Regions from separate parts of the Homo sapiens genome. Here region 1 is linked to region 2. A link is a contact called in ENCODE Hi-C or POLR2A ChIA-PET data. All regions are on one chromosome and are shown on one strand. The core of a region is the stretch at or near the end of the contact, and the rest is flanking DNA. Distances in the headings are between cores, read along the strand shown.

Region 1 (2,705 bases), core at 51-2,550, 190 kb before region 2:
GAGAGCAACTGTGTGCTGGGTCCCAGGAGTCCTTCGAGAGATCAGGCACCGCTTGTGCAGGCTCAGAGGGCCCCTGCCGCATGAACACTCAATGCTCCTTGTATCACATCATCTGTCCCACCTAACCTTTCCAGGCGCAAACACTGCCCAGCCCATTCTCCCTGACACACTGTTTTCTGCATTTGCTGTGTTCTCTGCTATACCTGCTTTCGTCGGGGCACACTTTTTTTTTTTTTTTTTTTTTTTTTTTTTTTTTTTTTTTTTTTTTTTGAGGCAGAGTCTCACTCTGTTTCCCAAGCTGGAGTGCAATGGTATGATCCTGGCTCACTGCAACCTCCACCTCCTGGGTTCAAGTGATTCTCCTGCCTCAACCTCCCAAGTAGCTGGGACTACAGGCATGCACCACCACACCCAGCTAATTTTTGTATTTTTAGTAGAGATGGGGTTTCACCATGTTGACCAGGCTGGTCTTGAGCTTCTGGCCTCAAGTGATCTCTACCTGCCTCGGCCTCCCAAAGTGCTGGGATGACAGGTGTAAGCCACCACGCCTGGCCTGGGGCATACTATTCATCATTCCAAACCCAAAGAAACTGCGATGCTTTTCATGACACCTCGCTTGCCTGCAATAGCCACTCCTCTGTGTTGCCACTGACCCGCCCTGGTGACTGGGCACTGTGCACTCTGTTGGGGACACACAGATGTGTATGAGTATGGCCCCACGCTTAGTGAACATCAAATAACAAAGCCATGCTGGGTGAGAGGTAGACTATAGGTGATGCCTGAGAGCATGCCATGTGGCCAATCAAGGAAACAAAAACACCAAAACCTTCCAAAGCATTCTCAATGCCCACACACACCTTGCGGGTAGTGATCCTCCACTGTAATGATCCGGCCCTCTGTGGCTTTTGCACTGGAGACGATGGTGGCGACATCCAGAGGTTTAATGGTAAACAGGTCGATGACACGGATAAAAATATCTGCAGAACAGCAAAAACCAGCTTGGTACAAGAAAGAGACTCAGAATAACATGCAGGGATAAAAATAAAAAGAGCACTCAGGGCACAGGAGGTAGCTGAAGTCCTACCTCTTCCCAGCTTGAACTTCAATGCTCATACTCAACCAACTGACCTTGTTTCGAAAGCTCATCAGCAGCTGCTAAGGCTTCATACACAGTAATTCCAGCTCCAATAACTGTGACCTTGTCACTGACACAGTGGCGGAGGACCTGGTATAGTGCCAGCAAAACAGAATGCCGTGGTTACTACACACAGAATGCATGTCAAAGTGGAAGGCACTTTGCTATGCCGCTATCCCCCAATTCTAACAATTTCACTCCTTAATAACTCACTACTAAAAAAATCAGATGCATTTACAAGCCAGGACACATACTTTTTGATAGGAAATTACACTGCTCCAGCTGTCCTGGAGCATGGATACGCCACATACCCATCAGGAGTCTGGTTTGAGAGCTCACTATGGCATGCAAAGATTGGACTCCAGTGACTAACATGTTAATGAGAACATTCTGGGCATTGGCAACACGCTGAGTGCTAAGATCTTGTGTGCCTGAACTCTGAGAACCCTCACAGCCTCCCTGTAAGATCTGTTCAGTGGCACAACCGTTCTGCAGCTGAGGAAAGCAAATCTCAGAGCAGGAGGAAGTGGCCCAGGGCAGGGCTGGGACCCACAGCCAGGCGGGGCTGACATCAAAGCCCTCGCTCTCGACAACGTACTATTCTGCAAGCAAAGACAGAGTTCCTGGGCTTCTTTCATAGATTGTTGCCTCCAAAGCTACCCATCGGAGGCATCTGGAATTATTCTCCACTTCCCCTCTGTATAGGTTTCCCTGTAGCTTAAGAACCATTGCTGATAGTACAGAAAGGGTTTCTGAGCCACCCCATTCTTTAAGGATGTCCTGGCCTCTTAAAATACTTATACACGCATGCACACATATCCATGTCCTCTTTTCAAAGCCCAGCCCTTTAACGATCCATGCCATGCATGTTATCACACACATTTATCTCACATCCTTTACTATCAGTAAATTTACTTGCTTTTGTCAGGACAGGAAAATTATTAGAAAAGAGACGACAGAAATAAGCAAGCTCTGCAAACCATGTGAATGTCAAGAGACCCTCCCCATAGAAACAGAACCTGTAGTTAACACCAAAGGTGAACACTAACTTTTCCATTTGGTGGCGTTTTCCAGCTACGTTATGGCACACAGTGGACAGTTCTGGAAACACCTGCTTTATGGCAGCACTCTGGCCATTCTGAGTACTTGCAACTGTGAATTCTGGAGCAGCCTAGTCCTTAGCAACCAAATTGGATGTTACCTGCTGCTCTTTCAAGAGTGGCTATGGGCAAACCTTTCTATTCAGTATGATCTCAACTGTGTAAAATATACATGTATGCCTAGAACAAAGACAGGAAGGAAGCATGCCAAAATGTCTACAAGCCCCACTCCCTAGGTGATGAGCAGAGTCACTTATTTTCTCCATAGACGTTTCTGCTTTTCTCTATGCATGGCCCTGACAGGCAGGCTGAGCAGGGGATGGTCAGCGTGGTGGGCAGACCTGGGGAGACTGGGCTCACTACTCAGGCCTGGATTCTGGTCTTGGTACTCACAAGCTGTAAACCCTTAAGTAAGACACTTACTTTCTCCAATCCTCATCTACAGATAGGACTGATAATCTGAACTTCTC
Region 2 (2,700 bases), core at 156-2,655:
TGGTGCACACCTGTGGTCCCAGCTACTCAGGAGGCTGAGGCAGGAGGATTGCTGGAGGCCAGGAGGTGGAGGCTGCAGTGAGCCATGATCCTCCAGCCTGGGCCATACAGCAAGACCCTGTCTTGAAAAGAAAAGAAAAGAAAAGAAAAAAAGAAAAGAAATTCAAATTCACTTCATGGTCCTGATCTTCACTGTAAGCGGAAGGAGAGAGACATAATGGGCCATGTTAATTGAAAACTGCATGCCTAGATTTCTTTATTAAACGCATGTTTCCTAGCACTGTCCAAAAAAAAAAAAAGTGCGAGGCGAATCCGGAGCAAGGCTGCGGCTTCGGAAACGGCTGGGCAAACGGCCGTGGGACCCGGAGCCCCAGAACAGCTCCCAGCGGTGAGCTGAACGCCTCTGCGAAGCCCCTGCCTCGGGCCCTGTGCAACGCTTTTTCCGGTGAGCGGCGGCGGCGGCTCGGTCCTCTTGCTCTGTGGGTCGCTTTGCTTTGTCTCAGTGCCTTCCGCACTTTGGCCTTTGTGGATTCTGGTTCTCACTGTTGACAGGTGGGCGCCTTCTGTCTGCCTTAGCACGGGGACCCCCGGGAACGCGGGAAGGCCCGGGGTTTGGCCTCCTGTTCGGCTCCCGGGCGCCCTCTTCTGGCGCCGCCTCGCCGCTCGCGCGTCAGGAAGCCCCCGGCGGCCGCCGCGGGTCCTCGGGAGTTCTCCTGGGGCTCGCATCTGCCCCCATGCGATCCTGAGCGGGCCTGGGCCATGTCCTGAAAGGGTGGATCCTGGTCGGGACCGCTGGGGCCCTTTGTAGTCCCCTCCCTGCTTTGTCACATCCTAGCGCTTTCTGATGGCACAGGTTCTGGTTTCCTCCAGTATATCAAGGAGGGGGGCTCATTCATTCTTCCTGTGTTTGGACTTCTTTTAGGAGAAGTGGGGGAATTCGGGTTTTCGCTGCCTTCCTACTCCTGCCTGAACCCAGAAATCTTATTAGCCTTTTTTCTTAAAAACTTTTTTTTAATAGTGGTAAAATACCCATAACATACAACTTACCATCTTAACCGTTTTTAAGTACACACAGTTCGGTGGCATTAGTGCATTCACATTCTCTTCAGTATCATTTTTGTGTTAAAATCATTAATTCAGTGTGTGGTCCAGCCAAGTGTTTATTTTTTTAATTTTAACTCTTACAGACAGTGGAAATCAGACAAAAGCTTAATTTATACGATACATATGCAATTAAAATACCAAGATTTGCACATACAATGACATGATTCCCTTTAACTGTCTTTCATTGCTAGGGAAGAAATTTCTAACAGAATCTTAGTGCACTATTAGACAGCACTATTTCCTGTCATTCAGGGACCCAGGTGTTTTTCTTGCACGCATTTCCTGTGTATTTCCTTTATCTGTTATTGTGTGTATTCCATTGATCTGTCTCACATTTTGTACACAATGCAACAAGAGATATTATTTGCTTCCATTGTTCTAAAAAGCTTTCTACTGCCTTTGAACAGAAAACTTGTCCCCACTCTGACGGCAGCCCCTGTACATCTGGGTAAGGCTGTGACCCTCCAGGTCATCAGTGTAAGCTCTAGCACATTCTCTCCCCTCTCAAGTTCCATCCTTGTTCTGCAAGGCTGGGTGTCTTAGAGTCTTGGATCTGATGATTTGAGCTTTGCATTTACAAGTGACATTTCTGGTGACATTGTACTTACAAACTCGGTGTTTCCAATTATAGCATGGGAGGCAAGAGGACCAACTTGGATTCACTGATGCAAATAACCGCTTTGTTCTGAAGCCAAGCAGCCCGTGGGCAGTGGCATGGCACAGACTTTAGATGTTGGTCACATTCCCTGCCCAGTCATAAACTCACTTGAGGTTAGTCATTGATGTAATCATTTGAACGAATAAAAGTCAAGATGAATATGATCTCAACCCATACTCCTCTATCAAAGATAGCTGTGGTTTTCTAAAGCGTAACCTATTTGCTATACAAGCATTTTCTTTTGTTTTTCTTTTCTTTTCTTTTTTTTTTGAGATGGAGCTTCACTCTGTCCCCCAGGCTGGAGTGCAGTGGTGTGATCTCAGCTCACTGCAACCTCCACCTCCTGGGTTCAAGCCATTCTCCTGCCTCAGTCTCCCGAGTAGCTGGACTACAGGCAAGCACCACCATGCCCAGCTAATTTTTGTATTTTTAGTAGAGACGGGGTTTTGTCATGTTGGCCAGGCTGGTCTCGAACTCCTGACCTCAAGTGATCTGCTCGCCTCAGCCTCCCAAAGTGCTGGGATTACAGGCGTGAGCCACCTCGCCCAGCCTATACAAGCATTTTTTACATTGTGATACTATCTCTTGCCTTGGAGGCATCTAGGATCTAATGTGGTCCTAGATGTCCCAGCTGCACTATCCAGCCTGCACAGACCTAACCTGTTAAATGGAGAAATAGAGAAAGGGCAAGAGGACAAGACGTCATTGTATGACTATTAGAAATAGTACACTAAGGATGATGCCAAAAAATATTCCTGGACAGATAGAGAACAAGAACTGTCTCTTCCTCATCCATTTCCCTTGTTCCCTGCAAATCCTTTGTAATTATTACTTATTCTGCTGGGGGAATAAGTAGGGGCCAGCAGTCTTCCTCCATGAGTCGAGTCTGCCAGGCTTTTCAGGTTGCGACCTGCTCCCCAGAGCTTACCATACTCTCTC

The links. Hi-C counts contacts between places; a loop is a spot of excess contacts on that map. ChIA-PET counts read pairs that join two places held with the same protein, here RNA polymerase II (POLR2A). Pooled maps may share reads with other maps.
Region 1: a loop to region 2 is called in a pooled map, with 3 times the contacts of the local background. The contact joins two enhancer-like sites. A Hi-C loop is called at or near these places in 2 of 168 maps with a recorded cell type or tissue (heart left ventricle and left cardiac atrium) and 10 of 50 pooled maps. POLR2A ChIA-PET finds 5 or more read pairs at or near these places in 3 of 52 experiments (B cell, CD4-positive, alpha-beta memory T cell and activated CD4-positive, alpha-beta T cell).

What each region holds. Positions count from the first base shown.
Region 1 is chrX:154,326,111-154,328,815 of GRCh38, reverse strand. It overlaps TKTL1 (transketolase like 1), which reads right to left. Exons shown (of 13, transcript NM_012253.4): 11 at 1,129-1,225; 12 at 858-977. Among named protein-coding and RNA genes, the nearest start is that of TKTL1, 32 kb to the right of the region's middle. Within about 2 kb of position 1,300, at least 5 of the 41 ENCODE cell types and tissues checked have a DNase peak (open chromatin) inside an H3K27ac peak, as active enhancers do.
Region 2 is chrX:154,134,801-154,137,500 of GRCh38, reverse strand. No RefSeq gene overlaps it. Among named protein-coding and RNA genes, the nearest start is that of OPN1LW, 8.1 kb to the left of the region's middle. RefSeq lists an enhancer at 760-809 and a silencer at 533-827. Within about 2 kb of position 1,405, at least 13 of the 41 ENCODE cell types and tissues checked have a DNase peak (open chromatin) inside an H3K27ac peak, as active enhancers do.